Linked DNA regions of Homo sapiens: region 2 is linked to region 1. The links are chromatin loops, found by intact Hi-C in ENCODE. Cell type or tissue: gastrocnemius medialis. All regions are shown on one strand. Each heading gives the region's core, and the rest is flanking DNA. Links, peaks and the distances in the headings are about the cores only. Region 1 has its middle 23 kb from the start of LINC00445. Region 2 overlaps DCLK1 (doublecortin like kinase 1).

Evidence for each region. Hi-C counts contacts between places; a loop is a spot of excess contacts. Peaks named below come from ENCODE experiments on the same cell type or tissue, not always from the same donor. Only the 100,000 strongest peaks of a DNase experiment are listed, where the experiment ranks them.
Region 2: a loop joins it to region 1, with 1.9 times the contacts of the local background. A loop is called at or near these places in 23 of 110 quality-filtered maps.

Annotation. Positions count from the first base shown.
Region 1 is chr13:35,714,941-35,726,122 of GRCh38, forward strand. No RefSeq gene overlaps it. Among named protein-coding and RNA genes, the nearest start is that of LINC00445, 23 kb to the left of the region's middle. RefSeq lists an enhancer at 5,477-5,977. In gastrocnemius medialis, for the core only: CTCF peaks have their summits at 6,189 (motif pointing left) and 6,390; DNase peaks (open chromatin) are centred at 8,171 and 9,129; H3K4me3 peaks cover 397 bases; H3K27ac peaks cover 3,408 bases.
Region 2 is chr13:35,783,213-35,794,394 of GRCh38, forward strand. It overlaps DCLK1 (doublecortin like kinase 1), which reads right to left. Exons shown (of 17, transcript NM_001330071.2): 16 at 10,154-10,267. Among named protein-coding and RNA genes, the nearest start is that of LINC00445, 91 kb to the left of the region's middle. RefSeq lists an enhancer at 6,513-7,014. In gastrocnemius medialis, for the core only: a CTCF peak has its summit at 6,318 (motif pointing left); no DNase peak of the experiment used is centred there; H3K27ac peaks cover 450 bases.

The DNA.
Region 1 (11,182 bases), core at 2,146-10,145:
ATTCCTGCAAAGTGGGTAGGTCCAGAGTCACACAAAAAACTGCTTTCTTACTGTGATATGTATCCCTCCAGCTGGTGTGTGGCTGGGGATGGCACAGACCACAGGCACAACTTTTAAGCAACTGGATTCTGTGCTGCAAAACATGTGCAGCCACGTGACACCTCCCATCCTCCAAAATTCCTACCTGCATTACATACAAATCTCTTTAAAGATTTCTGTGTATGTCTTTCTGCCTCGGCATGCATTTCCCGGGAGCTCTGGTGCATAGCAACTGAATTAGCATCCAGGCCTGCTTAATTAATAAAATGAACCCTGCGTACATCTGCAATCCTTCCAAACAATTTCAGCATTTCTCTCATTTCTACATGGAATTCAGCCTGTTAGCACAAAAAACCATGGTGCACCAAATGCTTGTTTTATCCTTTGAGAGAAAAATTCTTTAAAATACAGGTTGTTTCGGCTGAGACCTTTCAGGAGTTTCTTCTTCTGAACTGTGCTCACTCTGCCTGGTATCTGGGAAACCCCAGGCCTAGCACAAAATAGAGGCCTAATATTTGCTGAATAAACTGTGACCTTGGGTCTGTTGCTTAATCTCTCCCCGAGCCTTAATTTTGCCATCTTTAAATAAAGAGAATAATACCACTCCTGTAGGACTGAAGTGAAGATAGACACAATATATGTAAAACATGCAATACATTGTAACTGTGAAGACATTTAGCACTTTACATGTCAAAAACCACTGAAAAGGAATAGAGACCTGCCTGTTCATCCCAGACCTGCCACCAAATTGTTGGTTGACCTTCAGAACATCCCCAATCTTTCTATCTTGTTGTAGAGACACTGACACCGGTGACTTCAGGATTTTTCTCTAACATTACATGAGATTATCCAGGTTGAAAAGTAGGAATTGTTATTCAATTTCTATAGCTCTGGGATCAGTGTGCTTCCTCCATAGTTAAACTTTTCTTGCTCTGGGAACTGACCCTTTTTAGCTATCAAATTGATCCATGTTTTTGTAAGAGCTCACCTTGGTCCATCTATACATTTCATCTCCACCTGAGTCCAGCGCCAGCACGCCAAGCCCTGCCGGGGTCTCACAGCCCCCCTGAGAAACACAAACATGCCCATGTTCATAAATAAACACTGTTGTCCTTCTTGTTTTTTTTTTTTTCCTAGGAATTGCTACACACGAGTTCCCTTTTCTGCACCTCAGTCTGTGGAGGCAGGGCTGTATTTATTTATTTATTTTGCTCGTCCATTCTCCTTGAAGGCTATTTCCCTCTCGTCATCTTTTGGAGCTGTCACCCTTTGTAGATCATTCTTATTAAGCATTAACTTGGTGAATGGATGAGCATCACTTGGGAACAGCTCTGGGATATTACAAAACATAAAGCAGTCAGTGCAAACATCTGCAAAATTTGGCAATCCACTGTGGTTTCAATGAGCTAGGGGCCAAGTCCTTGACAGGCCTTGAGGTCCTTAGAGAACACTGCACAGGAAAGATTTATTTGCGGAAAGGGTGAGAAATGTCACTTTGCACTTCAGGTATGAGGTGGAGGTGGTCAGCGTTTGCAAGCATGAGTCACTGTCTAATCTTAGCCTTCATGGGTGTTGGCTAAGCTGCCCTCACCCCATTCCAACAAGTCCTTGTAATGGCTTTGAAAGAAGCTTAAAATCCAGGATCACTTCTGGAAGGAGATTTGAGGAGCAGGTGCCATCTCTGGGCCGGGCTCCCTAAATCTCTGGGTTCCAGAGCTTGTCCTCCCACCACCTGGGTGCTAACAGGAGCTTGCATCCCACTCTGCACAATCGAGTGTCTCTGAGGCCAACCAACGCTCTGGGCCCCAGCTTCGGCACCCCTTCTGAGGCGACTGGCCAGCTTGGGCTGTCGAAGGTGGGAGGCCCTGACGTACACCACCAGCCCGCTTCCCCAGCCAGCAGCCACCGAGGCCTCCTGTGCCCACTGACGAGCAGTGACATTTCAGCGAGTGAGCCGGCTGAGCCTCCTCCTGGAGTCCCCAGCAGTGCCACGGACACTCGCCTGTTTACAGAGCATGACTTTGCTTCTTGCTGCCTCACATCCTCGTTCAGCGCAGGGAGAGCAAGCAGGCCCCTTTCCCAGCAATTCCTGGATTCTCCACAGAAACTCCACAGTGATGCTGCTTGGGTTTCATGAAGGGGATGCTGGTATTTGGACCTTTCTTCTTTCCCTGGGCTTTTAAGGCAATGTCTCATGCTTCTAAGATCATTTTCCTCTGAAGGTTGGACCTTGAGATATTGGATCCCCATTTATGATCATGGATAAAACATTCCCTCCAGTTTCGGAGTATGTACTTCAGAGCTGAGGAATGTTTTCTGTACTTTATAAAATCCCATATGCGTTGAATAGCTAATATTTAGCCATCACTACAGGGCCACATGGTGACTTTCCCGGGATCTAGGCAATTTTGCTTTCATGGGCTCCTTCCTCTGTTCATTAAATAAATACATATTTGTATTTGTAAGGGGTGCCAGTGCAATTTTTTTACATGGATATATTGCCATAGTAGTGAAGTCTGGACTCGGTACATCTATCACATCAGTACATTGTACCCATTCAATAGATATTGTTTTTATGACTGTGTTGATATAAGACAAATATAATTCATGGTGGGTTTATTATTATTATTGTATTATATTCATCATTTTCTTCTGATTTTAATGGAAAATAAAAAACACTTTTTGTTTTGTTTTTGTTTCTTTTGAGACGGAGTCTTGCTCTGTCGCACAGGCTGGAGTGCAGTGGTGCAATCTCGGCTCACTGCAAGCTCTGCCTCCTGGGTTGAAGAGATTCTCCTGCTTCAGCCTCCCGAGTAGCTGGGACTACAGGCATGTGCCACCACACCTGGTTAATTTTTGTATGTAAAATAGAAAACACTTTTGGGGGCCCTAAAATTGTCGTGGGTCCTGGGCACTTTTTCCACTGAGTCTGTGGGGTGAGTCAGCCCCTCGTAGAGGCTGCCCGTATTCTTGGATTTGGTCTTGCAGCCTCACCAGGAGCCCAGAGGTTCTCAGTACCTGCACTGCAGCACCAAGCTGGTTGCAGTTTTCTATTCCAATTAGCAATGTCCCATGGCTTGGGTTCGTGTCTGGTTTATCTTTGAATCCCATCCTCACTTCTATACCTTCTGTAGATATTCAACAAAAGTTTATGGAATTAAACTGAAGTTCTAAGATAAAATTTCACAGCCACATCCCAGGAAGGTTTGGGGAGTCAGCTAATGACACTAACTAGGGACCACACGCACACAGTGCCGTGAGATCATCCAGAAGACAAATGATGGTGCTGGTTCCTTCACAACCACGTGGTGGAGACACACCAGGGGAAAAGCCTTCTGCTTAGGCCACGGATCTGGAGCCATCAGCCTTTCCTTGACCCCCAACTGCAAGTTCCTCCATCTTTGTTTTTCGTTTTTTGCTTGTGAATTAAGGTGATAATAATAACAGCAACCTTGTTAAAAAGAGGATGGATGTGAAGATATTAGGACACCACATGGGACACAGGGAATATTCAAGATGTTCGTTCACTATTTTCAGTAGTATAATCTTGTCCTGTATCCGTGTTGAATTATCACCTACATCTTAATGGCTATATTTCCAGAAATTTCTGCAATCAGCTAATATAGTGTGTGTTCAAAATCGAACTCCTTTTCTTATATTGAAACACATAAGGTGTGTCCTTTTCGCCCATGCTGTAAGCTGTTTGAGGACTGAGGCTTTGCCTCTTGTTTTTGTTCTCTCAGAGCCTAGTAAATTCCATTTATGGGGGCAGGTGTGACACAGATACACCGTGAGGCTCCCAAGGGACTGTAGCCTGAAGGATGTTACGTGGTGGATTTAACCACAGAAGTGAAGTGGTGTTTGGGCTTGTGGCTGATGGGTTTAGCTCAAAATTCTATGGATAGAGGCTTTCCCACCAAGCTATAGCATATCTACCCCTTTGCTGCCTCAGGGACTTGCCGTAAAGAGAGACAGGCGCAGGCTGGGGCAGCGGATGTAAATCTGGAAGCATACTTTCTGCAGCACCTATTGGAGCCACACACAAACTGTTCTATGAGCAAACTTGGAACTTCTGCAGAAATAAAAACTATGGACATCTTGATATGGTAGAATAACATTTTTGAGATTTTATTGGAAATAGTATTAACCGGTTTTGAAAATCTCTCCTGGTAAATCTTCCTTCTTTTCTCTCACCTGCTCTGCTTTGCCTCAGGGTGAGACAGCGCAGTTGTGAAAATCTAGAAGGCAGAGGGGAGCTGCCTCTACCTTGGCTTCCCGAAGCCTCGACCCACTAAGCTATCGTCAGGTGCCTCCAAGGCAAACCAGAAAGTACAGGAAGTTTCTCTCAGGGAAAAACCTCAAGAATGGAAAAGAACTTCCTCCACTGGTGTCTAGAAAAAACATGCTCCTCAAGACTGGGAATTAAATCCCAGGGAAGCTGGCTGAGGGGGATCCTGAACATTTTCCTGGACAGAGTCCTGAGAAGTCAAGACCCCAGAGAGGGTTTGCAGGTGGTGCTGAGCCTCATGGGAGCAGCAGAAAGAACGTCACCTCTGCATCTCAGCGCAGGGCAAAGAGAGCCTCATGCCTGTGGACAGGCTCAGCAGATGCCCCGGGGGGGGCCTCCATGGACACAGGACTCAGGGACCACATTTCCTCCAACCTCCTTGCCACAACACTAGTCAAGTTCCTGCAGTTACAACATCACCCTGGGAAAAATGGGGATTGGAATCCCTGGTTAAATGGAAAATGTGTGTCTTTCACTCAGGTAGAGTAGCACCTTGAAACAGAAATTAACTTACAGAAAAAAATGGGAAAAGTCCTATTTCTAACACTATGGAATTTGTGGTTGACACTCATTTTGGCCACAATAACGAAGACCCATGCCAAAGATGTGAGCCCCAGCAGAGACAAGCCTTCCGGATGGCCAATGGCCTGGGACCGGAAGAGGACATAGTATCTCCACGGATGACAGAAGAGTCCTTTTGATCACACTGCCTGAGTCTCTTGTGAACAAGAATAAGAACTTGCAAAAACTCCTATAGTAAATGATAGAGATGTACTTCTCTTTCCAAAGTACCAATCATTTCAAACAAATTCTCTTGGCAGCTTGATAAAGATTTGAGTTAAAGAAGCCCTCCAAGATTGCTTTATCTATAACAGTCAGGACTGGGTGAACGCTACCTGGCTACTACAGTCAAGATTTTGGGGCCCAATGTAGGTACAACCAAATGAGCAGTCTCTCTATGTGATGAAGAATGCTGCACCAGTCTGGCTTATTTCTGATTCATTTTGTTGCTGGGCACATACCAGGTGCTGAGTAAATACCCACTGAATGAATGAATGAATGAAGCCTTCTTGATTGCCCTGGGCCAATGAAGTCTGAGCCTCTCTGGAGCCCTTTGTTGCTCTGGGGCAGTAGAACTGCTTCTCGATTGGCAGGGCCTCATGCAGCCAAGCTACTGTTGATGATTCTGGCCCAGGTATACTCAGACGTTACAGAGGACTGGCTGGATGACGTCCTTCTGGGCTGAGTCAGACAGTGCCTCATTTTATAAATGACTGGAGTACAGGTATATTCCCAGCACAATGCCTGGCTCATGTTAGGCGCTAAACAAATCTTTGATGAATTAAATGGTCATGTGCTAAAATCATGCCAGATGAACCTGATGGCTGAATGAATGAATGAATGAATGCAGAAAAAACTTCGCATCCGTCAAGGGGCAGTAGGTTGGCAATCTCTGATCTGGGCTACTTTTCACAAGGTGCTTACATTTTTAAAAACTCCCATTTCTGAAGTTTTTGAATTTCCAGTGGGAAACTCTATGTCAAGCAAGCCAGCGTGGCTAGGACTCCCAGGTGCTCAGGCCAGAGCACAGGCTGGTTCCCCGGCGCGGGGCAGTCCTCTGCTCCACAACGCACTAAGGTGCAAAAAGTGGGATGGTGAGGAGATGGGAGGAGTCTCTGATTATGCTCAAGAGATGCCTGAGGGTCGGAGAAGAATCCTGGAGCTCAGCAAACAAAATGCAGCCTAGCAGATAATGCAGGCTGAGTTGGCTGCTCCTTCAAGTTCGCTGGGGGGCTGGAAGAGGGATCCCGTTGGTCTTCCGGTCCAGTCCCTGGGGACTGGGATGATGCACGGGTGCCCTCTGGTGGTCTTCTCACCAAACTGCAGGCTCTGAATGCACGGGGGTCTCTGGCTGGGGAGTGGCCTGTCCACCCAGAGGACCAGCATCACCTGTTAGGGAAAGAAAAGAATCAATCAGGGGCAGAGGAGCCAGAGCGCCTTAATTAAGTGCCTGACATTGTGGAATGTCTTCTTAGTAAGCCTATGCCCGGTTAGTCTATGTGGATTGATTTTGTGATTACATCTTGAAGTCCGGCCGCCAGGAGCCTTGATAAAATCTTTACATCTACATTAATCAGGAAAACCAGGTAGACCCCTCGGAGTACTTTCCAGATGTGTCCGGCAGATGAAGGCCTCCACGAAGATCAGTGTTCTCGGGGTCGTCATGAATTGTCAGATCCAGTAGCCAAAAGGGGCTGAGCAGCAAGAGTGGGGGAAGGAGATCAGGGGTGGGGCTGGCATGGACATTTGGAGACCTTGCTGAGAACCCAGCAAAGCCAGGCTCTGTGGAGGGGCCACAGGCCTTCATCCCTGAGCTTTCAGCAGAGGGACACCCCCTCTCTCGAGAGTGGAGAGATGGGGTCCACACGCAGGCCACTGCCAGCTGACACTGAAGAATCTTCAGGATTCTCCCAGAGAACTGGGAATTATTTCACATATTAGAACTTATCCTTAGGGGGAAAACCAAGGCTCTTTTCATCCCCATATGCAGACAAATCATCCCATGAAGTAATACGTCTTTTAAACATGTATGTACCAGGTTATGTGTTAACATGATATATTTAACCAAAGGGATGTTAGAAAGCAGGGAATTGCATGGTTCACAGGTGGATAAGACATGTAGGTAGATGATGTCTCTCACCAAAAACCACTTGGATTCAGGATAATAATGATAACCAAGAGTGGTGGCCTATAGTCCCAGCTACTCGGGAGGCTGAGGTAGGAGGATCTCTTCAGCCCAGAAGTTCAAAACCAGCTGAGCAACATAGACAGACCATATCTTGGAAAGGAAAAAAAAATACACACAACAACAACAACAAAAAAAAAAAAACCCAAAAACGATTTCATATATTGGGTCCTCTTCAAGAATCTGGAGAAGGAAACACTTAATCCAGAGCCCAAACGATCATAGAGTTTGAACTGTTTCATCATAAAATTACAGCTTATGCCCCTATGGGTTCTTTTGTTTGTGCCTCTACAAGTGACTAAAACAGCCGTTTAAATATTGTGGATGCTTATTTTTGCAAAGGCAAAAAGCATGGGTTAAGCATGCTCCACTTACAATAATCACTCACCCATTCAACGGGTGACAAAGCTGAGGCTCTTAGGATGTGGCTGTGTGTTTCACGATAACTGCAATGAGGAAGGACAAAGCGAATCTAGCGTCCCTACATCCTTTCACAGGGAGAATGCTTCGCTGGTGCCCCCTGAATGCACAGCCACAGCAAGCACACTTTCTTCTGGCTTCTTGGAAAAGACAGGCCGCGAGAAGTGATTTCTGAGAAAAGCAATACCCCTCAATGAAAAACTGGTCATAAAACATAAAAGAGGAACTGCCCTCCTCTCACCAACAGTAATGTGCCTTCTACTGTATCCTGCCTTCTAAAGGCTTCAAATGGTAAAAGAGCCGAATTTGAAACATTTGCTGCATTGAGGCAAAATTGAGCTTAGCCAGGATCTTTATGGCTCTTATAAATATTTATACTTAATAACATCTGGGCCTGAGCTTTAGTTTCTAAGCTCACATTTGCTCAACAAGTCTGGTTGTGTGTGTGTGTGTGTGCCTGCGTGTGTGTGTGTGTAAATGAGAAATGAGTTTCAGGAGGATATCTTTAGTTTGGTATTTTTGTTTTTATATTCGTTTCTCTTAGCATATCTTATAAGAGCCAAGCTAGGGTTGGTTTGATTTATTCATTTTACTACTAATCAAAAGGCACGAAGTGAAGGAGGATGGGAAAAAAGGGCGAATGGAAGGTGGGAGCTCTCTTAGGACCAGCTCACACAGCTGAGAGTTGCGCAAGTATCTGCAAATGTCAGGCCCCCAAATCTACTTTTGCCTGAATTCTATGATTGGCTGTCCCAGAGGTCCTGAATTTCCTCTAAATAATTGCATAATGTTCTCACTTTGTTTTAGCTAAGATGACTTAGTCATGAGAATCAAACAAATGTTGTCGAGTTCTTCATGTTTTCCAAAAGCTTTTCAAGGACTTGATTTATTATTTTTGAGTAGGTCAAGATCAGCCACGTTTGCATAGCCAGAGAGCAATTATGTCTTTTGAACTTAAAGGACAAATATGAGTGAATGCAAATGAAGTCAGCCCTCAATTTTCTGCACTAGGAAAAGCAAGACGATTCAAAAAATCAGTGGTATTTGGTTTGGAAATGGGTTTGTGCTTTTAATCAAATCCAGTACTTTTTAATTTTGTGGAATTCACTTTCAGGAAGGAAAGGAACCTTGCTTTGAAGGACTGACTTGGAGCTTGGAAGCGCTTTTCTTCTCTCCTCTTCTCTTGTTTCTCAATGAACAAGAAGAAGGGGAGAAGAAGGCTTCCTTGCCAGCTTCAAAGGTTTTAGGGAAAGCTGTACTGCCCTTGTAAATACCTCTGCCGCAAAAACAGCAGTACAATTCATTTTGCAAGGGGCTCCCCAGCAAGGATGAACGTTGCAGAAAAAGCAAGTGAATACTAGAAGATCCATATGTCAGTAAAGCAAGGAATTAAAATGTTAGTGTTTCCTGCAGAAAGAGTGAGCTGTCAACTTGGAAAATAATTAAATGGTAAGTGCTGTCAAAGAATTTGAAAGATTTGCCTGAGGTAAACCAAAATGCAGACAACTGATGCATAGGATAACACAGCAGATACACACGGCTAGATGCCAGGGAGGATATTTTGACATAGACAAGGGAAGTGACTAGTTCAAGGTCACTTGGGAGTTAAATTCCGCAGCTTATCTCCCTGTGACTGTAGTCCCCTGGCCGCCAGTACTTACGTTCCGTTGCCTTGTATTGTTGCATAAGCACTTAGCTTTGTTTTCTGTTCATCAGTGCAAGTGTGATGCTACCAATTCCATTCTTAGCACCAGACTTTTCTGACTCTAAGCTCCCTCTGGGTGTCAACATCGTCTCCCTTGAAAGCAGAGATAAGCCTACACTGTGTTATTAGAAGCAAAGGGTTTGAGAAAATGTTTTTTCCCCACCCTCAGCTCATCCTCCAACATGTGATTGAAAGTGAGAGTGAAACAGAAGATAAATGTCCTCCTCCTTGACTTGGAAGTTGGTTTTTGTCCAAAGGTAGAAGTCTTTGGAGTGAGATAGCAGGTAGAATTACACCTCATTTTCCTAACGATACAGGCACTATAATAACCTTGGAAAAGTAATCCTCAACACGATACCCATAGGAGTATTTCTAATAAGTAATTTGAAATCATATAACATTCCTGCTGTGGTGCAGTGCAAGGGAACCATGAGGAGATTAGATTTATTTTCTCATGTTTTTCCAAATGAGGCCGAGAGGCAGGAAGAGGGGCATCGCCTACTTAATACTAATACTCTGACATTGTGTGACTATGTTCTTAGGCCCAGATCCAAATGGTGCTCTGGCTGAGAGAAACCAAAGCTGAAAGCTGAGAACCATCAATCTCCGAAGCTGAGCTTTTTCAGATGCTTTCTGAAAACTGAGTATGCACATGATGGCTGGTGCATCCTGCGATTTCTAAAGGCTGGGGACTCTGGGAATGCACTGATGAAAAGCAATCCCAAAAGGAATCGACAAAACCGAGTCTTTGAAACAGAGACTCAGATTTCAGGGGTAAAACAAATGATTGTGTTTAATATAGAAGAAAGCAAATGCTACTTTAATTTGTTAGTTTCACAAAAATTCATTATGCCAGAAGGAGAAGGGGATAGAAAAGATTTCTAGTCTAGCATTTTAAGTATAACAAAAATAAAATTTGTGAAATATGAGTACGAAGTATCAGGTGGAGGAAAGAGTTACATGAACAGTTTTCACCTTTAAGTCTTGACGATTCTGTTAGGCATGCTCACTTAGAACCATAGCTACCATTTTGGGGCACTTACTGGAGATCAGACACTAAATTAAGTATGTACCTGATGAGCATTATCTTGATTGATCCTGATGACAATCCTGAGAGGCAGGAGCGAGTATTCCCATTTTCCAAATAGGAAAATTGAGATTCAAAGAGGTAATTAATTTTCCCCAAGATCATGCAGTTTGTCTTCGGAGTAGCTAGGATTCAAACCCAGACTCGGGAGCCATCAGTAGGCTGCCTGCATCCCAGAATGCATCACTTTAGTAGTTCAAGGCCCCTCCTCCACCAAAAAAAAGAAGCTAATTGTGGAACCAGAGCTTAATTCAGACCCAGGGGAAAGTTTGGGCCCTCTTAAAACTAAGATGACTGGGTGTGGTGGCTCATGCCTATAATCCCAGCACTTTGAGGGGCTGAGGCTGGACGGGGGGATTGCTTGAAGCCAAGAGTTCTAGAACAGCCGGGGCAACATAGCAAGACCCTTCTCTACAAAAAAAAAAAAAAGAAAAGAAAGAAAGAAAGAGAAAAGAAAAAGAAGAAAGAAAGAAAGAGAAAGAAAGAAAGAAAGAAACCTAAGGTAACCAGCCACCTGGGAGCCCTGTTCTAATAATATAGGTTACTGAAGAGCAGGACTCTACAGATTTACCAAAACCAATATTTTAAGGATATTGTCAGAATTTGATGAGAAGAAAAGACAAGGCTTGTGGTCACTCTGAATAATCCCCAGAACATAAACCAGAAAAGGCAAGGAAGAGATGTTCACACCGGATTGAACTTGGGCTGAGAAAGCAACAGAAGCAAGGTCTGTAATTGGGAGCAATGGGTTCACTTTGAGAGAGCAAAGAGGAGCGCTTCTGAGAAGCCTTGGTGCCAAGACCAATATTATCTTATATTAAAAAATAATTGAAACTGATACAAGGCTTTTGCAGGTCCAAATTCACCATGACCAGGAGAAGAACAGGGGGTGGGGCA
Region 2 (11,182 bases), core at 1,547-9,546, 68 kb after region 1:
ACTTTAGTAACAAATGCCTCTCTCTGGAGAGACATCAGTTTTCTCAGGAAAATCTGTGGAGTGGGTGATTTGCTCTTGGAAGTGAGGGAAACAGAAAGCAAATTTTTTTTTTTTTAGTTTCTTCTTTGGGCTGGGGTGTGTGAAAGCACTTTTGCACAAGCAGCTAATTTAATTCTCACCACAAATTTGGAAGGTGGATAACACTCTTCACCTTTTCGTAGGTGTGGAAAATCAGACAGAGAATGTAACTCGCCCAAGGTTACTGCAGGAAATGGGGCGGACTAGATCCAAACCCAGGGCTTCTTGACTCCAAAGCCACACTCTCTCTGTACACTGGGCTGCCAATCTTTAATTAAGTTAATTGAATCTCAATCTCCATGACTTTTTTTTGAGACGGAGATTCGCTCTTGCTGCCCAGGCTGGAGTGCAGTGGTGTGATCTCGGCTCATTGCATTTCCGCCTCCCGGGCCCAAATGATTCTCCTGCCTCAGCCTCCTGAGTTGCTGGGATTACAGGTGCCCACCACCATGCCCAGCTAATTTTTTGTATTTTTAGTAGAGACGGGGTTTCACCATGTTGGCCAGGCTAGTCTTGAACTCCTGACCTTAGGTGATCCACCCAACTCGGCCTCCCAAAGTGTTGGGATTACAGGTGTGAGCCACCGCGCCCAGCCTCCAAGACTGTTTAATTTCTAAAAGTGTCATGTGTCTGACATATATTTGAGAATTGTTTATTTCAGCCTATGAATACTTACACCCTTTCTTAGCAAAAGGTGTGTTGATACTTATAATTACGTTCTTTATGTATGATTTCCTGTGCATTTATACCTCATAAAGCCTCTATCCTCTCAATGAACCTCACTAAGGAGCATTCACAAAGTATGGCAGGAATGAATATGTAGAAAAGAGCATAGATGTTTACTTTTAAGTCAAAATGAGGGAAAGAGATTCTGAGGCAAGGGCAGAATAAATATGATACTACACAATTTTCAGTCAATCTAGAATCATCAGGAATCTTAGGAAAATGTTAAAATCTCTCTTCAGTTTACACTCAATGATTAAGACTTGGAATGCCATGACATTTTCTCATTTTTAGTAATAAGTAAGCTAAATTTTAAAAAGACTTATATGTCATTGGAATCCTCTCTTAAGGGGCCTCTGAAAACAAAATAAAAGAAAATAAAACCTCAGTGAGCAACCTGTTTGAGTTGGGAAATGTAATGCAGATGTTTCACCATTCCCATGTTCTTTCCAATGACCCTTGGTGACCTTCACGCCACAACAGGCATAGTATCACTCATCTTTTGAGCCTATGGCCTAATAGCTCATGCTTGGGTACAAGGTACAACTGCAAGACCAATCCTAACTACTTTCCTGAGACTTCTCTCTAATCACAGTTTGAGTGGTTTTGAAGTTTAAATCTATGACTTTTCGATGTGTTAAACTGAATCCCCCAAATTCTGTGTTACAGAGGGAGCCTCTGGAGTGGGTGGAGCATCTGCCCTGGCTGCCAACCATGCTCTGGCTGTCCCCGGGGACAGCGTTCTCACTCTGCAGAGCAAAGCCAGGACAACTAGCCACCGAGCAACCTGCAATGCATTGCAACTTGCTGTGTACATTTGGCTGCTTCTGGCCGAGGCGGGCCCTACATCCCTTCTCACACCACACGGAGGTTCCTCCCTGGCTTCCAGGGGAACAGTTTTCTCAAACCTGCACGGAGCAAGATGCGTTTAACTGACCCCATTCCTTTTAACAACCGAGCATGACAGCGCGGCCATCACCGCTCTGCCTCATTACTCACTGTTTCAGGACGGTGCTTGAATCCAATATGCACATTTTAGTCACATCTTGCCTGAGAACTCAACCACCCTTTTGTCCTAGCTCACCTCCCCATTTTATCTTATTTCTCATGTTTAGCTTATGTCTTGTTTTGATATTTGTTTTATTTAATCGGGTTACCCAGTTCTAGCTGTTGCCCTGTTCTGTGTGCTGAAGGTGCAGGATTCTTCTCCATGTGTTACAGGGCATAGCACTTGCCATGGTGACAGCTTCACTTGGGAAGGTAGAAATGTGTGTGACAGCGTCCCCTTTGAATAAGGATGCATTTCCAGGAAGGGGAAAATATAACGGGATGCAAATGTTCTCCAGTGGCTTGCAGCAGGGGGAAATGGTGGCTTCTTAGGTCAGGAGAGTGTGCAATAGCCCAGTGAGCTCACACCTGGGGCAGCGTCCTCCCTGGACTCTGGGTGACAGGAGCAAAGTCTCCTGGATGCGTGGGTCAAGTGAAGGATGCTGCTCCCTTGGAAGCAGCTCTCTGGTATGAGGCTGGAGAATGGAGAGAAAGGGGAAAACAAATCCCCACTATTTGTCTACAATCACCAAAAAGCCAGTTAAGAGAGACAGACCAATTCTGGGCACCCTGAGGAGATGGTTTTCCCAGCCTGTGCCCTCATGTGATCTGCTTTACAAAAAGCAAGCGCGACTCCCAAGTGTTCGGCTTACAGCAGTAAAAACAGCCATGAGCGCTTTAAACACAACAATTGGGAGCAGGGATGCTCGCCTGTAATGATTGTTTGTGTTAGAAAGTTGGCTGCCACCATGGTTAGACAAATGCTCCCACTTCTGCGGAGATAAAAGGCAAGCACTCGCAATCAGTAAGGAGAGCGTGTACGTTCTGGGGCTAAATGGCATTATAAAACTTCCTAATTAAGCATATATGCCGATGAGTTTTTAGCATCATTTCTCCAATTTAGCTTTACATACTGGGTGCACTGTTCAGTACAGCACTAACTATAAACATTGTTGTTACTGCCCCAGCTGGAAAACAGAGCACTTTATGTGCGCAAGAAAAAAGAGATTATCTCCCATCTGCTCCTGCCCATTATTCAGGGATGTGTCATTTTGTCTGCTGATGGGAACCATCACTAGGATTTTAGTTAAATGGCCTTTTTATAGTTGGCTACGTTTATTAATTATTGTGTTTACTTGGGGTTTAGTTCCCATCCTTAATCCTACAAATTTAGTAATTTAATTTTCCAGAGGTTTTTGAAATTAGATGACTTTATATGTGTAATTTTTATAACACAAATATGCACAACTATAATTAGATATACTTGATGCCTATTTTTAATTGTATATTAACTTTACACATATATATCTGGTTAATATTCCTGACATTAGGAGACATATAATTTAAAAAGGATGGAGCATGGTGTGATTCGATTTCTATAGAGTACAAAACCAGCCAAAGCTAATTAATGTGGCTGGACTCTAGGGTCAGTGTTTACCCTCGAGGTGAAGTGACCCCTCCTGGAAGGGAGCCCCTGGGGTGCTAGGAATGTTCTGTGCCTGATCTGGGTGCTGCCTACAGGGGCATGTTCAGTTTGTGAAAATTTATAGAGATGTGCATTCCTGATAGGTGCACTCTTCTGGAAGTATATATTCTTTCAGGTAAAAGTAAAAGATGGATGAATCCTCTTCTGTGTTACAAAGTCAAAAAAGAAGGGTCTGCACAAAGGCAGATTATGATTAACTCACCCTTCTCCCTCCAAAATAAGGTCAAAAATTAAGTTCTTTCTACATCCATAAGGCCAATTATGTAGGTAAATTAAATAAATGAATGTGCAACTCCTACATGCATTATAAATGGAGAAGACACAAATAGCCTTCTATGTCAAAATGACCTTAGAAAATTTTATTGAGCTTTGGGTGTTTTCTTGCTTTAAACAGATTTGGAAATGATCATGATTTTAGTATATCTGAATCATTTGTCAAGGTATGCCCCTTTCTGCTTTCCTATGTACTATGTTTTGAGTGTCTGATTATAGAAAAATAACCAGGAGTAACAATTGGGGCTAAAATCATATATATATATTATATATATATATACACACACATACACATTATGTATAACATATATACTTTATATGTGCATATATACACACATACATATATATTTTAATTTTTTGGTAAAACTTTGCAGTCTAACCATGAAACAACATCAGGCAGCTACTGTCTTACTACAGATAGGCTCCACAGTTTGGAAAAAACAAATGCCAAAACCAGTGGAATTTTTTTTTTTTCAAATACTAAGATGTGGAGTGTTACCTGGAGATCACTTCAGAAACATTAAGATGGCGAAAACAGCCTCCCTAGAATTTCTCAGAGTTCATTTCTCAAACCATCAAAAACCATCCTGCTTGTGGATAACTTAAAGAGACACAAACAATGCCCCTTGAAGGAAATGCCAGGGCAGTTGACTGGAATAGAAAACGATTGGATAGAATTCTTAACCCAGTTTTAAAAAAATCGATACCTCCCATAATCCCTTTTGCTTGAGCAGATAAGCCAGCTAAATAATCTGACAGTTACAAGATATTGAAAAATAAATTCATGCAATAGCTAATACATAGAGGGATTTCCAGGGGGAAGAGGGAACAATAAAACAAAAACAAAACAAAAAGGTGGAGAATTTGAAAACACAAGCTTACCAACACACACAATGCATTCTATAGCCCATTGTACTTTGAGGCGCTTCTACTACTAAGGTGTAAATGCATTGTTATCCATCTAATCAGGTCAAGGTTGGGCTTGATGACTTTAAAATGACAGTATATACTTCTATAGAACACACACTAGCGTGCTATTGTTCTTCCATTTGTTAAGGGACAGAAGAGCACTGGAAATCATTGTTTTAATTAGCAACGTCAGGAAAATGCTTTGGCATTAGCACTAAATATACTGTCCTTTTAACCATAAGGAAAATTGATACTGAGCATGTGCAATGGAAAGAAAGCTGGCAAATGTCAGTGTGAATAATGGGTGAAAAAAAGGAATGAGGGGGTGTGGCATCTCAATCAAGATTAAAATGAAACTGATAAAGCAGCATATGGACTGGATAACAAATCAAAAGCATGTTTATCCACCGAAGGAACTGGTTAATGGAGACTGCCAGCACGTTGCCATGGAAACACTGACTGTTGAGCTGCACCATCTCATACCTTATCCAATACATTCCTGGTTGCTGGTAGTAGTCCAAAGACCCTGATCTCTTGATGGTAAACCCGTGGTCCAGCTGAGCAGAGAGAAATGGGGCAACTCAGTGGATCAGCATTGTGCTAAAGAATTAAGACTCCAGACCAAGCTGTTCTTCATTGATTCTATATGTATATATAGTTACGATGCCTCTTCTGCAGGGTAACTAGCTAATATCCTAAGTCTGCATACTGACAACAAAAAGGCAGGAAGTGACACCTCATGACTATTTTGGAGGCCAATTTGCTCAAATAGATCTAGTTCTTCAAACAAGTTTTTGAATGACCATTTTAATCATGTCCTCTCAATTTCAAAAGATATAAACACCTCTTCATATGCCATAGAATAGAAAATGCTTCACAATTCAATAAAGTACTGAAATGAGCATTAGCCACTTAAGAGAAAGCAGATTGGACCCCATAGAGTATTACCGCATAAGGCTTAAATTTGAGGGCTTCATAACTATGAAATGAAAGAGGAAAAGAATCAGGTTTTGAAACCTCATCAATTACAGCATTTAAATTTCTGAGTTAATCTTCAAAAGCAGAGCTACTCTTAAAGGTGAATCTTTTCTTTTCTTTTCCTTTTTATAAAAGGTATATGATCTAATTAAAGGTGAATCTTAATTACATTTCTAAACTAAGAAGATAGAGTATAAAACAGTCAATAAATTTTCTCTATGAAAATATGGAAAGTGAAATAAAACAAAAAATAGTTTTCTTTGTATAATAAAAATGCATATGAACAGTTAAGTGCTTTTGATTAACACAAAGTACAATAAATAGAAGACAGGAGAAGTTCTCAAAGTTGTTCATCCTGGAATAAGATGTTAGCTTTTGGGTACCTGGGGATAAAAGATTCAATCCCCCAAACCTGAAGGACACTAATCATGCTGTGTACCCGCTTCCCCATTCTGCCCACGAGAGGATGCGACTTGGACACCTTTCTTCAGAGGGGCTCATGTGTTCTTTCAAGTGCGTTACTGGTATGATGCTGATGACAGTTTCTGCTTCTAAATTCACAAAGGCATTTCAAAAACATGCCAGGGCACCAGGCATTTAAACTAAAAACTGCTTGGAGGATTTTGTGCTCTGATTATAAACTAGGCTATCCAAGTGTGCATAAAATGCAATGTGAAGTTTTAATCTTTTTAAAAATGTGTGTTTCATTTTATTGAGAAAAAAATCAAAGTATACTGGCTCTCAGGAAGATGAAGGTGTATGCTTGGCCACAAAGACAGCTACTTAGTAATTAGCTTTCTATTGCCATCTACAGGCAAAGTGTCATATAACAGGTCTCATTTTAGAACTAAGCTTCCCAGTGTCACAATTATATGCATGCTGATTAGTATGGATTTGTTCAATTAGACTGAAACGCTCTATTTGCATGAGCAAAATGCAAAAGAAGAACTTTAAAGCATTAGGAAAATTATTGGTTAAAATAATAAACAGTGTTAAATGAGGAAAAATAAATTGGAACTGACATCTTAGTCATCGGTTCTTCATCAAGCTGAGCAAATCTAATAATGCCTCTCTCTCTTCCCTCAGCTCTCAAAAAGTTCACCGTTAAAATGTCATCTCTAATTCATTTCATGTCTATAAATTGCATTTTAATAACCTTTTGTTTCCCTTTCTCTCTCTCTTTTTTTTTTCAAATCCCCCAACTACTGAGAAAGGCAGCAGAGGGACAATGGCGTCTCTCTGAGAGGCACAGAATGCTGCAATTCTAAGGAATGCAATGCCTTCCACCTAATCCCATGGCTTGACCTAATGTCAGAGCACCTTTCCTCCTTCAGGAGGGTGTGTGATCCCTGTGAACCTCCAGCTGGTAATTACTGTCCTAGCCAACTCGAGGCCCTCTTGCGACCTTAATATAAAGTTGTCATTTGTCCTTTCTTTGGTCCTAATAATGTACAGACTGTGAAGCAGAAGAAAAAAATGACAACATGAACAAAAAACACTACAATTCAGAACATGAGTACATGTTAAACTACTCTCATATCATAAATTACACCTGTGAGAGAGGCTGCCGGTTATGACAGTATGCTTTTTTCTTTTGTCATTCTAAGAAAGAAAGAGTGTCACAGATTCTCTGATGAGCATTGGTGATCTCCAGCAGGTAGTTAGGTTTCTAACTAAGGAATGAGAAGTACTAGTTAAAAATTAATTATTTAATTGTTGATTCCCCAACTGCCACCAAACCACAAACTAACACTATGTCCTAAATAATAATTTTTAAAACATTCTAAAGGGTGTATGTAATTCTAAAAAATTAGTCCCATGGTAAAGGCGGTTTAAAATACATTATTTTATAGCCTCTGGGGAGAGCGTATATACCTAGGAAAATTCTGTTTGAATGAAATTTATGCTGAAACCAGTTTTTGTAAATCTATCAAAGAGAAGTCATCACTGTATTATATCAATTCCTGAACTTTTAATGATGTGAGCAAATTAATCATTATATTAAATTATTAAATTATCAAATAGTCTTTATAGAATATACCATTTATAAAAAATTTTTCTTCTACCTCCCACTTATTTTGCTTCATAGCAGAATAATCTTTCTTGGCAGTCATACTTTGGAATATTATTTAATGCCAGGGTTTCTTTTTCTTGTGATAGTCCCCTGATAGTCAGCCTTTGCATTTTAAGAATGAAAAAATGGTTATGCAATATAATTGGATGTATCCAGTGCTATTCTGAAAGTATCACAATGAAGGTGGCCAAAATAGCCAGTTTCTAATTCCCAGCCCCACCCTTTGGTTACTGACCTCAGCCAGGTTCTTCTAGAAGGTAGAGATATTTATGAGGGAAAAGCATTCTGGAGAAGGTGCCTCATGTACATAGTATGGTAGACCAGTTTCTCTTAAAACAATCTCTGAAATCTACATTGATATTCTCTTTTATGCTTGAAATATTAATGCTGATAGTTAACATATGAATTGTGCTATAGATCTGACAGGCATTTTTTAAGATACAGTTTTCTGAAACCAGCCAATTATTTTGAATCTGAATTAAGTTGATAATTATTAAAAAAAAAAAAACCTCTGCAGCAGTAAAGATTAAACAAGCATGCAACCAATGCATAACTCAGCATTACACAGCCCACTTTACAATTTGTAAGTATATTACCAGTTTGTGCAGTTTCCATGGAAACCGTGTTAGTGATGAATTGAGAAACTTGCATTCAAAATTGCATTCAAAGTGGTCCAATCATGACATTTAGGAAAAAAAAAAGTGGATCTTTGATCTTCAAATACTAATGAGTGTTTTAAGATCCAGCTAGATGAGGTTTTAATGAATTCATATGGATAACGCTTCAGAATTTATCCAACTTTGATTAAAATAGGATTTCCCCTCAAATATGTGGTGTTTGTCAATTGGAAAATTGCCCTGACGTTCCTGCCCTTAGTCATTGTAAGACTCCTAGAATACTGTGAACAAACAAATATTGAGCAACCAAGGCAAACTTAACCAAAGACTGATTAAAATAAAAGACCAGGAAAAAAAAAGAAAACAAAAGCAAAATGACAGAGGTGGAAAGGCACTCTCTCTAGCAGCTGTAAGCCCTTAGCAGGAGAAAAACAGTCCCTTTCATGGACAAGCATGCTGGCAGTCCATTCCAAAAGAAAACTGTGGAATCAAATGTTTGGAATAGACATATATCTTGAACGAACAATGGAAACAGAGTATAGAATGTCTGGTTTAGTAGAGAATCACTATGATATTGTTGCTTTCAAAACTTACTGACTGAATATCAGCTCAGAACAAAGAACACTGACCATCTATGGAAGATGTAAAGGTTAATTTACTTCTACATTGAATTTTCTCAGAAAGAATTAAAGATAGAGGGCAAGAACAACTTGAAATTTTAAAACTTCAGCGGCACTGAGGAACATCTGGAAGAGTAGGCATTCCCTTTCACTTTACACATGTGCCAGTTGCTCACACGCATGTAAATCACTATTGAAAGGGTTCAATCGAGAAACACGAAATGCAAACAGTACGAGGGTGTGTATGCATGCATTCGTACCATTTGCAAATTCTGGAACCTCATATCAAATACTCAGTAACCCAGATCTGGGATTGGTGGCATCAAACAGATCACTTGTTTATCTTCAGTTTTTTTTTAGAGCTCTCGCGCAACCAAAAAAGAAAAAAAGGAAAGAAACTAAAAACACCCAGAGAAGTGGTTAAATATTCAGTACTGCTCATGAGTGAGAGGTGCTGTTTAATAGCATAAATACTTTTGAAAAAGTCCACATCATAGTGTCTTAAATTCTTTGTTTGGAGAAGAAAAACAGCTCAAGTGATTTTCAGATTGAATATGCTATTAAAATTTACACACTCTGAAAAAAAGAGGAATTTATTAAAAACTCAAGTAATTGGAACTTGAATATATTTACTCCAGAATATGACACCAGGAAGTATGAGGTTTCATTATTCCTCGGCCCAATTTAATCTTTGCCTAGAGCTGCGATCAAATTGCATGTAGTGTATGTCTGCATGTATAGAACAGAAAAGAAAGGCCTTGTGCAGACGCATCAATAAAATAGTAAATGTTAAAAGACTTTCAACTTTAAGAACAGAAATTTCTAAGGAGCAAGACATCGTGACTTCGTTGGGTGTTCACAGTAATTCAATTTCACTGAAAATCTCACTGCGTAGCTTTCTGCTATGCTTTGACTTTAATTTAGGTCTAGTATCAAGATCTATAGTGTTCCAAGCTCTCCCTGCAATGTCGTCTCTCTCAGCTTGCCTTTCCTTTCTAGGTCCTAGCAAAAGGACACTATGAACTCTTTTTCTTAGAGCCAAGAAGTTTGCATTGGCACAGAGTCCAGCATGGGGGAGGTTTTCGGTTTTAAATAAATAAATCATAAAATTAATATATACTGCAAGACACCCTGGAGGTGTTGGATAATGATGTGATGCCCAGGGAAATGATCTGCAGAAACACATAATATATATAAGTCCCATACCTCCTCTAGTGCATTAAGTGGCTGAGCTGTCTAAAGAAATGACCCATTCTGCTGTCTCTGACTGGAGAATCTCCTGAGTAATGCCTGTCTCTTAGGTGGGTTGCTTTAAAAAAAGTTATAGGTGGATATTTCAGATGCTTACTGCTATGACAGAAACTCCAGCTGCTGTGCTATTCGGCTTGGGGCCTGTGTTGAAATGCTTCTTTATCTTTCCAGCTACTGACAGCTGATGTTCATTTTCTGGGAGGCCATCATCCTGGAGAAAAAGAAATAAAGAGAAGAGAAAAAGAAAGAAAATGAGATAAATGAAAAATGAAGGCTAAATCTTCTAGTCACAGGCAGTGATCTTAGAATTCATAAGATGTCAGAAATAAACCAACCAATGTCTACTCATTAAACACTATTGTTGGAAGTACTGCTCCAAGGTCTCATTCATTTCCACATCTGCTCTAAAATTAATTTGCTTTGTGTCATCTGACCCTCAGAGATTTGTCTCTAAATTAAAAAAAAAAATTTCTGTTTTTGGTTTCTAATAAAATCTATTCCAACCACGGCTCTAGGAACATGTCAAAAAGCAAGTTAATCTAGATGACCAGAAAAAAAATTCAATGTGAACATCTTCTTTTTAATTTTTTTTTCCTCTTAACCCATCATTTAGACCCAAAGCCAAGGGTCTTGGATGGCAAGCTTGGGCTTCTGCATGGCCCATAAATAAACTCAGGCTGTTCCACAGTTACTCATTTGGCCATTCTAAAATTCCAGGCAGCCTTCCAGGCAGAAAGATCTTCCTTAAATTTTAAGTCTTTCTTGCTGCCTTCAAATCATCTGTTATTATGACATAGTTTATATTGGAGCTTATTTTAACCAAGGTCTCTATTCTCTGCTGGAGCCATCTATGACTGAGGCTGGACACATGGTTCTCTTGTACTAAATACTGTTAGAATCACAATAACCAGGGTCATAAGTATGTGCCACCACTTACTAGAGTTCATGATGAAAAGGCTGCAGGATCCTTCAAGGCAGAGACTGTGTTTTGCTCACTATAGAATCTCCAGGTCTTAGCATAGTGCCTTGGCACATATTAGATGCTCAATTGTGGAATAAATGAATGAACAGATAATAGAGTGTTTGTAACTCACTGCTAAAAAGAAACTCCTGGCAATCACTTCGA